2 separate regions of the Homo sapiens genome follow, and region 1 is linked to region 2. The links are chromatin contacts, found by Hi-C or POLR2A ChIA-PET in ENCODE. All regions are on one chromosome and are shown on one strand. Each heading gives the region's core, a stretch centred on a gene start or an enhancer-like site at or near the end of the contact. The rest is flanking DNA. Distances are from core to core; before and after follow the strand shown. Region 1 has its middle 9.7 kb from the start of SEM1. Region 2 has its middle 160 kb from the start of SEM1.

Evidence for each region. Hi-C counts contacts between places; a loop is a spot of excess contacts on that map. ChIA-PET counts read pairs that join two places held with the same protein, here RNA polymerase II (POLR2A).
Region 1: a loop to region 2 is called in a map of PC-9, with 2.6 times the contacts of the local background. The contact joins two enhancer-like sites. A Hi-C loop is called at or near these places in 1 of 168 maps with a recorded cell type or tissue (PC-9). POLR2A ChIA-PET finds 5 or more read pairs at or near these places in 1 of 52 experiments (MCF 10A).

The regions. Positions count from the first base shown.
Region 1 is chr7:96,716,465-96,722,621 of GRCh38, reverse strand. No RefSeq gene overlaps it. Among named protein-coding and RNA genes, the nearest start is that of SEM1, 9.7 kb to the right of the region's middle. Within about 2 kb of position 1,586, at least 2 of the 41 ENCODE cell types and tissues checked have a DNase peak (open chromatin) inside an H3K27ac peak, as active enhancers do; they include PC-9, where a contact is called at or near this core.
Region 2 is chr7:96,543,335-96,548,952 of GRCh38, reverse strand. It overlaps a transcript of SEM1 not described here. Among named protein-coding and RNA genes, the nearest start is that of SEM1, 160 kb to the left of the region's middle. Within about 2 kb of position 1,537, at least 2 of the 41 ENCODE cell types and tissues checked have a DNase peak (open chromatin) inside an H3K27ac peak, as active enhancers do; they include PC-9, where a contact is called at or near this core.

The sequences.
Region 1 (6,157 bases), core at 337-2,836, 170 kb before region 2:
TATCATTTCCTAGCCATGTCCCATCATAACAGGTGATGCTGGCTTGCAGACGAGTCTCCTATTGACCCACCACCTCAGCTACACATTGTTGTAATAGAACTGGTAAACTGCCTGAAGAGAATCTTCATAGAGGAACGTATTAGATTTCAGGCTCTTATGTGTTGCTCACTGTTGTATCCATAGGGTCTAGAAAATGTGCCTGGCACACGGCAGGTACTCAACACACTTTTTTTCAAATCATGAATAAACATTAACAGTGTTTTTCTAACTTAGCCTTTAATTTTCGAATATTTTCAAATATCCAAAAACATCAAAATATTCTTTTAATATTGTCATTCCTTCTCACAAGCAGATCCATTTTTGTCTTCTAACTTTAAGCTCCTAGTTACCTTTAAACATTTATCAAGCCCTTAGTAAAGATCAGGTTTCATAGAATATAAACCCACAATACAATTGCTGATATTTAGGGTTTTATTTTCTGTGACAGAGTACATATTTCATATATGTACAAACATCATACAAAGATCATAAATATAATTTTTAAAATTTTTTATTGCTGGTCTAAGAAAAAAATGAAAGCAAACATCCAGAGTTATAAGATTCACGATTTTCCCTGCATTCTCAGTAGCAGTACCTACAGGACATACTTTTATGTTAAAGGCCCATGCTGCCGGAAGATGCTGACATTCTTATAACTTATGACCTGAACAATCTGAAGGAGCACAAAGAAACACCACTGATGTGTGAGTGAATGGTTGCCCAGGGAGGCTGGCACCTGAAGTGCATTAATTTCTTCACTGAGGTCCTAAGAGTCTCACAGCAAGATGTAAGTAGTTTACTCAGAATAAAAGACAAGGTCTTAGTAAAGGCCTACAAGGTCTCTCTGACTTCATTCCACTGGAGGGGAGTGAGTGTGGGGAAGAATATTCCTTCATATTCCTCAAACACACCAGGTTTGCTCCACCATTCCTGCTGTGCTCTGTAAGTTCTCACTGCCTGGGATATTCTTTCCCCAGTACCCACTTGGCTAACTACTCTCACTGCCTTTGTCTTGCTCAAATGTCTCTCCTTCTTCAGGAGTTCTACCCTGATTGCATTATTAAACGCAGCCATCTGCCCCCATTCTGTCACACCCCCAACCCTGCCCGCCATATTCCTTAGCCTGCTATCTACTCCCCTTAGCACTTCCCACCTACTGAAGATATGGCATACCGTGTTCTTTACTGTTCCTCACACTAGAACGTAAACTCCACAAGGGTAGATCTCTTCAGTGTTTGGTTCACTGAGGTACCCTACCCCAGAATAGTAGCTGGCAGATAGTAGGTACTCCATAATAACTCCTTGAAGAATGAATACAGGAATTAGTTCACTCATAGATCAAGCTGTTTAATATATCACTTTTCCCTTTCAGTTTTAGTCTGCTCTAATATTAATATCTGCTGGGAGGTTTTGCGTGTCTGAGAAGTTGAACTCTCCCAACCTGTTGGTTGGGCTTACTCAGTGAAGGATCTAGTCTCTGGAATTTATTCTTCTGGGCAGGCTGCCAGAAACTGAATTTGTCGTCTTTGGGGTATGATGCAAGATTTAGGGTTCTTTGTTATTCTGAGGGGTGTGTTTCAATTTTGGCTGACTTTATTGTTTTGTCTGGGAATTTATTCCTGTTTTGAGTTTTATTTGTCTGGGTTGATCAAGCAATTTAGCAACTATTCTTCACAGAGCTATGGTATACTAGAAATTAGAGCTGAAAAACACCTCATGGTTGATCCAGACCATCCCCCTGCCATTAAGTCTTCTTGCTCACCACAATACACTGTCCATGGCTTTGTTCAATGAAGTTTTAAATGTCCTTAGAGATTCTTTTGGGCACCCACTCAACTAACCTAATACTCCTGAAAATTAACAAGAATCCCCAATGTTTTGTCTAAACTTTCCCTTTCTTATTTTCATTTTATTTCTCCTATTTACAGTCCAAGGTGAACCCTTTTTCTTTTGGAATTTTATACCTTTCAGAGAGTTGTGGACTTACATTTCTGCTCTATTAGTTCTTTAACCAAACTATGTGTTCCTACCTTAATCTTTCTTCATTCTCTTTGTTTAATTTTGGTTTTGGTTATTGAATTCCTTCCAACTCATCACCTTGGTTTGCAGTATGTATAGTTTCACTGTTCACCCATTGAACGACTATCACAATGCTTTTCCATCAGAAACCTTAAGACAAAGCACTGACATCTGCCATATATAATTACAAATATATCCAATTTGATGCCATAATCAACCTAGGGTGTTTTCATTTTACTCATCAGAATATTAAATAAGTTCTGTGCAATGCTGTTTACTTAACTTGATTTTAAATTCTGATGTTAATTGTGTAATATCAGACATCTCACTTAAGCCCTTTGTACTTTTGTTTTTATATCTGCAAAAGGAGAGCACAACATCAGCTTCAGCCTCCTTTGCTGTAATCTTATGAATATAAATATGCTATTCTAGGGCTAGAAAGAGATTTTTCAGAGAGAAAAACACCTCACTTCCCAGCTTTCAGACAGAATCACACAGGATAAATTATTCTCAATATATGAAGTTCAAATGACACTCTTTTCTGCTTACAGTAATTTATGCTAAATCAATCCATCTCCATTTGTAGTAAAGGGCAAATTTTTAAAATTCAAAAATGCCATGGGCTGATTTTTATAAAATACGAAATCACAGGGTTGGATGAAGTGGCAGTGTCAAACTGCTCTAAGAGTTTCTACATGTTTATGCTCACTTTCTATAGTTGTCTTTTATAGGCGCTGGTCCAGGGACCCCACTTTGAGTAGCTCTGTGCTAGACAATTATATGCCTCACCTTCAGATTCAGATATAGGCTCAGAGGCCTGACAGATACTTTTCAAGATAACTCTTTCTCTTCTAATGATTAACATTAGACTTGATTTTACTTTTCAATTTTTGTACTTCAATTCAAAATCAACTTTAAAAAAATAGAATAGCAAATCAATTAATCATTCCTCTCAAAACATTTGATTACATATTTCTCATTTATTTATCGTCACCTTTTTTCAAAGTGTGGCAATCCTTAATTCATATCATAAAATCAAATCTGAATGAAAAATACTTTTAAGAAAGAAGAAAAAATTAATTCCATGGAGCTTACACCAGACCCCTGAGTTACAGAATGATCCCTTAGTCACAGCGATGCTAGCAGCTCCACTTCTCAAACTGACACTAGTCTCTGGCAGCCTACCGTCAGGGATAGGCTGACAGCAAGCAAACACATTCCAATCAAAAGGAAGGCAAAATCACCCAGTGCTAATTCTACCCCACCTGGCAGTCTGCCACCAACCTTTACTCTTCGGATTTAAGACATAGATCGTATATCAGAAATAACTGGAGTAGCTATTACATAAGTTGGTTATGGGATGCATATGCTTTCAGCTAGCATCTTTTATAGTTTGGGTACAAGAAAAATTTTGAGTTTTAGCACTCTTTTCTGGAATAGGCTTCTCTTATTTTTAGTGGGTTTTAATTATGTTGAGAAGGAATTAAATAATGATATATTGAAATTTCATTTTTCCAGGGAATTAAAAAAAAATAAAATTAATTGGAAAACATGAAATGTGAGGAAATATTAAATACAGTTTTAAACTGAACAAACGTAATCCATAAGTTACACATTGGGCTTTTTATGATCTAAAAATTTCTTCCAAGAAAAAGAAAAATTGAAATTCAAAGACTTATGAGCTTGTTTCAAAAAATAGTAAAAATAAGTTCCAACTGGTATAAGAACATGGATAAAGTACCAACTCATGGTCAAGGTACAACATGATACCAGGGCAAATAATAGCACAGGATGAGTGAGGTATTAGCAGAGAAGAAACTTTAAATGCAGAACATTTTATACTACTTTAAGGGATTTTATACAACTAAGAAAACATATATATATATATACACACACACACATATGTATAAATAGCAGAGAAAGTGTATTAAAACAATATATTTCTGATGAAGTTCTTCTTTACACAATTTTCTAAGAGCAAGCACATGGCCAATGTGGATTAATCATTAATGAATTTAATAAAGTGAACAGATTATTAGCTCCTAAAGCTAGTTATTTTGTTTTTCAAATGTTTCAAATGTGCCAGATGTTTCATAAAAATAGTTTTTATTATTTAAAATGATTTATGAGGCTAGAATGCCCAACTTCTATTTCTGTGTTAAAATCTAAATGTTAAAAACCGTTAACAGACAAACAGAATTTACAGTTCAGTTAGCAGTCACTGAATGTGAAAAGAGTTCTTAAAATGCTCCTCTTCAGAGCCATTCTCGTTCCCATAGAAACCAATGTGAGATCCTGGAAAACAAGGTAAGTTCTAAAATAATCACCATTATAAATACCCATTATATAAATGTAAATACAGGCAATTGAAATGATTTAGATGATTTTGAAATTGCATATCATTTCCCAAACCATAATGATTCCTTCAGAGTGGTTCCTGTCTGTCATATAAATACAGCATTTACAAAATTTTAAAAATTCTTATGATTTACCTGTGAGACCATAATCGCCTTTTCAAACAAGTCTTGGGCATGCAAATACCGATTTTTGAACAGGTAGTTTGGTCCAAAATAGGGTCTTTTTGGGCTGGGCTCTTATGTTGTGGTAGATTAAGTACTTCTCATTATTAGCATTTACATTTTCAATAACTGTATCTTTATTCATTAGTAATTGTTCTACAATGAGATCTAAATATTTCAGGGAGCTTACAATGATAATTTTTCATATTTTCATTTGTCCAGGCATTTTGTTATGACAAAAGAGCCAAAAAAGCTCCGTCTATTTGGGATTGTAATTCTTCCCAATGTCCAGAATCAATCACTGGGTACAAAGTACTCATAATACTAATAAAGATGTGAGTGTGAGTTGTTCCCAGGTATATATACACCTTCCAAGAAGAGCTAAGCTCCTCCCCCATAAACCAAGCCATTAAACATATCACACACAAAAATCAACTCAAAGTGGATTAAAGGCTTAAATATAAGACCGGACACTGTAAAACTCCTAAAAGAAAACAGGAGGAAAGCTTCCTCATATTGGTCTAAAAACTATTTTTTGAATATCCCAAAAGTAAAAATAGACAAGTGGGACTATATCAAACTCAAAAGCTTCTCGACAGCCAAGGAAACAGAATGAAAGGCCAATCTATGGAATGGGAAAAAATATTTGCAAACTATTTATCTCATAAGGGGTTAATATCAAATACACATAAGGAACTTCTATAACACAACAGCAAACAAAACAAAGCAAAACAAAAACCCAAATATCCCAGTTAAATAATTGGCAAATGATTGGAATAAACATTCATCCAAAGAAGACATACAAATGACAAAAAGGTATATGAAAAGATTCTCTACCTCACTACTCATCAGGAAAATGTAAATCAAAACAACAATGAGATATTATGTCATACCTGTTAGAATGGCTATTATAAAAAAAAATAAGGTAAGTGTTGGTGAGGTTGTGGAGAAACTGGAACCCTTGTGTGATGTTGATGGAAGTCTAAAAATGGTGCAGCCTCTATGGAAAACAGTATGGAGTTTCCTTAGAAAATTAAAAACAGAACAACCATATGATCGAATTATTCCACTTCTGGGTATATATCTAAAGAAATTGAAATCAGGCTCTCAAAGAGATATCTGTACTTCCATGAATATGTAGTGTTATTGTAGTATTATTTGCAATAGCCAACATATAGAAATAATCTGAATGCCCATCAACTAATGAATGGATTAAGAAAATGTGGTATATATACACAATGGAATATTATTTAGCCTCAAAAAAGGAAATCCTGCTATATACAACTGTATAAAAAAGTAAAACACAACAACATGAATGAATCTGGAGGATATTATGCTAAGTGAAATAAGCCAGTCAGAAGAGACAAATAATGCACGATCTCACTTAAATGCAGGATCCAAAATAGTTCAAATAATAGAAACAGAGAACAGAATGGTAGTTGCCAGGGACTAGGGGACAGGGAAATGGGGATTTGCTATTCAATGGTTATAAAGCTACAGTTATACAAAATGAATAAGTTCTAGAGATATGCTGTACAATATAGTGCCTACAGTTAACAGTACTGTATTGTGCACTCAAA
Region 2 (5,618 bases), core at 288-2,787:
GTCTCAATTTCTGCCTCACCTCTTGCCCCAGGCACTGATGTGCTAAGGTTCTGAGTAAACCCCATGGGATTATGGAATTTGATCTGCTTCTGTTGCTGAGCACATATTTTATTTATAATGAGTCATTTGTTCACTTGTTCAGCTCAACAAATATTTGTTGATTGCTAAATATGCGGTAGGCACTCTTCTACTCGCTACAGATACTTTAATGGGCAAAACGGGGAAAGTACCTGTGCTCAAAGAGTTTATATTTTAAAAAGGGAGAAGAGGACAATTAAAAAAACTAAAAGAACCAGATAGTTCGGTTGATCACAAGTTCTCTAAATTCAGTAAAATTCAGTGATTTTCATTAACAATCACTAATAAGTAGCAGTCAGGTTCTCAGACATAGCTGTGGCTTTGGGAGCAAATAATACAGTTCTAAAGTAGGGTTTCTCAGAATTTAGTATACATATAGATTTCCTGGGGATTTTGTTAAAATACAGATTCTGATTCAGTAGGCCTGGGGTGGGGCCATAGATTCTGTTTTCTAACAGGCTTGCAGATGATGTGTTACTCCAAGTCTGGGGACCATACTTTGAGTAGCAATGTTCTAAAGATATTAATAGGGAATTATGCTTGTAAGGGAAAGCTCAAACTATTGGCTCCTCTTAGGAAAGATGGGCTCAGAATGGTCATTGCTCTAGGTCTCCTGGAGAATTCTGGATGTCAGAAGAGACTTGGGATTAAGAATCGAAAATCATGGAAACTCCTGTGAAAATAGGATGTTCTTTCAGAGAGCAGGAAAATCCAAAGCATATTATAACTAACTACAAACATTATGTTCAATTTTTTTATTGTTCATATACTGGCATTTGCTGCATTCAGGCTTCATTTGGAATCTTAAATATCATACCTCATGTTTGAAAGTGAACCAAACACAACAATCCTTTTTTTATTTTTTGCCCAGTGTACCTCCCCATCTCAACTTTGACCTAATACATCATTTTCAAATATAATTTTTATAAACAACAGGATTCCAGTGGTACAAATGGCCTGGTCACCAATCTTTACAGTACACGTCTTACAAGGGGCAACTTAATTTGTGACCCTCTTTTTAACTGAGCTGGGAGAAACAGCAGTAGAGTAGCAGTGAGTAAGCAAGAATCCTGTGTACAGGGAAGATCCGGGCCCAGTGCGGCTCATCTAGGTACCACTTTACAACTCCTATCATCACATCAGCAGAACCACAACAAGCTCTGTGCAAGCCAAAGGGGAAAGTGCCATTGTAAAACTGAAGACAGCTGCTTTCATAATAGAACTAATTGCACACTGCATCAGAGAACCAAATTAGTGGTGAAAACAGTTATAAAAAACGACAGACAGTGAAACATGACTCACTTAGGAACTGCTGCCAGTCAGGCACATTGTCATTGGACACTGTTCAAAAACCCACACCTGCATTTTTTGAATAGTAAACATATAAGATGTAATTACCAGGAAAACATATGCCACTTTTCAAATGTGACAACACTACATTTTTGCCTTTGGACCATGAATGGCATGGGACTAAACTGACCACAATACTCTATTCATTCCCAGGATTTTTCGCAGATAAAGCAAAGCATAATCAAAGCTTACAACCCCCTATTCATACTTAAGAGACTATCTTTAGCCTAAGAAATTTTAAAGGATCTGTTTTGCTGACAGAGATTCCTAAATGTCCTCTAGACCATCAATGAAGGAAACATCAACACTGGAGATATAAGAAGCATCAATTCTAAAATGCATATGCTTATATAGGCTCAGCTTAAAAATTCAAGCTGCAGTCGTTTGGGGTGTCTTCCCTGGTTTCCCTCTCAACTATACAGTAATTGCTGTCTCAATAACAAACAGGTGTTCAGAAAAGACTTCCACTGTTCTTGTAGTCTAAGCTCACATTTCTGCATTCTCAGCTGCAATCTGCATTAGAGAATTTGCAGGTTCCCCATGTGATACATATATGTCCTCATGCCAGCTACAACCGAAAGGATGATGCTTTTTCCATCATGATGGGTAGGTGGCTACCAGTGATGACAAACTCCTTGGCTTCTAATCAACTAGGTATAGAATAATGACCACTGAGAAAATGTGCTTTAGGCTGAAGCATGACAGTTTATCCTTAAACAACAGCTCACACCCTCAATGCTGTTTTTAAATATTTAAATTGTGTTGAACAGCATTCATTCACAAAGAAGGGTGAGTAGAATTTCATTCCAAAACAAATCACAGAATAAAACCTGTTCAATATCCTCATGAAGATCGTGCCGGTGGAATGTTCCAGTGTTGGCTAATGGAGCCCTGAAATTGCTGATGAATTGTATAACTATATAGTGACTAATCCTTCTTTCTCCTGCTCAATTAATTAGTCAAACCTAAACATAAATCCAGAAATACTTGTGAGAACTCTGCTGGTTTTTGTCAACACATAAGAGGTAGGTACTGAAAATGATCATCATTTTCTTCATGTGAAAGATGTGGAGGATTATATAAATATTTTTCAAAGATTGTATTACTTCACAAGTTCTAGAGATGCTTGTGTAAGCAAAAGAAGGTATGTGACAATTGGTTTGAGAGTATGAGGAGTGTGTATTCAGTTCAAGATGAGGAACTGTGTGTAGCATTTTTAAATTTTACTGTAATTCTTTACATATTTTCTTCCCCTCCGATGGTGAGTTCCTTAAAGACAGGAATCATCTTATTCATCTTTGAATCTCCAACATTTAGCAGTAGGTGTCCGATCAGTCTTGGCAGTTGTTGGGTTCTCTTTATCTGAATTTGCCTCATTGATCGCTTCAAGATTCAACATGATTGGCAGGTTTGGCTAAGAAGCAACCCCCTCTCCAAGAAATCAGAGCAAGATTCTTCTCAGAGAAACAGAGAAGCCTGCAGAGCAGCTGCTTAGCTTACAGGCTGATTCAAAGGATGGGGTACAAATATGCAAGCAAATTAGGTTCTTAGGTCTCATTCTTCAGCACCATTTCTGAAGGAAGGAGGAAGAGAATCTTTTAGGCTCTTCAAACTCCTCAGCTGATAGCATTGCTATATCAACTATGGGAATGTAAGCTAGACAATTTGGATCCAAATCTTTTTTCAGCTATATCTATTGTCCAGACTCAAAATGTTAAGCTGGAGGATTTACAGCACAGGATGGAAACATCCATCCTATTGTTTGCATTTATCTGTATGGGCCAAATATGGATAGTCTTTGGAATGTGTATTAAATAGTGAAAATTCAGGGCTCTATGCATAACGCTAAAATAACTGGGATATATGTTTAAGAAACCTAGATTTTTCTGAAAATGTTGAGTATAAAACACTAAGGAATAAACGTATTTGCCAAGCATTGAAAATCTTTCAGAAACCATGTTATCAGCATCTTGTTAGCAATACATAAAACTTAGTGCTAGCCAAGTGCTAACAAATAATCTCTATGCTGGCAGCACACTAATTCCTTGGTCTTAAATTTTTTTTTTCCCCTCATATGGAATGTTTTAGCAAGTTGTTGAGTTTTACTACTTCAGCTTTAGGAACTGCTTCTCTCAATTCCTTTGGCGTTCTGAGCAGCTTGTGATTTCCTTCATTTAATCTTTCTGTGTCCCCCTTAAAAACTATGAACCATTACTCCTCTTTAAATAAAATTAGTAAGAAAGTTAGAATACATGGGACAAAATTTTTGAAATATCAGTTCAAAGAAAGAATAGCACCCATACAACTCCACAACCCCAGGACCTGGGAGTCAGATTTTCTTTGGGATCATAACAAAAGCCCCAAATACCATGAGTGGAAGAACCTAAAAAGGGGTGCATCCACTTCCTGATTCTCCTCAAATCCAGAGGTTTCCATGGGGTCAGGGAAGGCTTTACAAGAGAATGAGCCAATGGTAAGTTATGAAGAAGTGGTTACGAGTAAGGGATCATAAATAAGCCTTTAAAAGACAGCTGACCCTTGAATAACATGGGTTTTGAAATGCATGGGTTTACTTAAACTTGAATTTTCTTCTGCTTATGCTGCCCCTGAGACAGCAAGACCAAGGTCTCCTCTTCCTCTTCAGCCTACTCAATGTGAAAACAATGAGAATGAAGACCTCTGTGATGATTCACTCCCACTTAATAAATAGTAAATATATTTTCTCGTCTTTGTGATTTTCTTAATATCATTTGTTCTCTAGCTTAGTTTATTGTAGGAATATAGTATATTATACATATATAAAATATGTGTTAATCAAGTGTTTATGTTATTGATAAGGCTTCTGATCAATAATAGGCTATTAGTAGTTAAGTTTTGGAAGGGTCAAAAGTTATGTGTGGATTTTCAACTGCAAGGTAGGTCAGTACTCCTAACCCCCATGTTGTTTAAGTGTCAATTGTATGCTAATATTCAGTAACATTAAACATTAAAGATAGTTTATAAGTAAGAGAATAATCAATACTATTTTTAAGGAATTTATTAAACATCTATAATGAGAAAACAAAGATATGTTATTTAAGCAATAGCTTATTTCTCTATAGCGCTTTATAATTATATTATGTTCATCTGATCCTTATAAAAATCCTATTTAAAAAAGCAGGGTAGATATTAACAAATTTTACAGAGGTAGAAACATAGTAGGTGCTCAGTGCTACAACTGATGTGTCATAATTCTCTGTTATTAGAGATGAAAACTTTAAAAAATTAAGTTTATTTGGAACTGAGATGTTTGTGTTAAACATATGCAAAATTTATAATACTAGAAATTATGAAATAAAGGACAGGCTAGCAAAAGTGGTTGTGGAATTGTGTTTTCCTAGAGGCCTTTAAGAACATTAAGAGATTTTCATTTCTCTGTGATGTTTTAACGCTGATGGGCTCATGAATCCACCTTAGCTAGGGATTGGTTCTCCATTGGCCCCTTCCAGAATTTAAACTAATTTGTAAAACTCAGGACTGGCTATATAATTTGTGGGACACTCCTGCTTAGAAATTAAGAATTTCAAGATGGTGATCATAGAGCACTAAGCCAAGCATGGGGCCCAGTGTGAATGCACAGGTTGTGCCAGCTGGCCCTGGTAGCTTCTTAGCTAAATGAAGGGTTATGATCACAAATGCAAATCCAAAGCAATGAAATGTTACTGCTACCACCAAGCATGTGGATTTTCTGATTCATTGATTATATTCTGTTTCCAATCACAAGTCTGCATGTATTTGGTAGTCAATGCAACAAGGTTACTAAGAAATTCTAAAAAACCGAACAGAAACCTGATGAATCCAGAATATGGGAGCTAGGAGTAAGTTATTTCCTTAGGTTAATGCTATGATACATAAACTACTATATTTAGAAAAAAGTGATAATAGAAAATTAAGAAAATTTTCAAATTCACATTGACAGAAAACAAGAAACAATGTAACTTGCACTTAAAGATTTATTGTTAAAAAATATATATTTATTTTATAGACATTTGAAACATTGGACTAAACAGTAAACAGTTTCATATATATATATTTCTTTATCTGTTAGCATGTGCTTGTGAATGTATAGTTGTCTCTCAGTATACATGGGGGATTGGTTCTAGGAACCCCTGCAAATACCAAAATTCAGAATATATAAGTGCCTTATATCA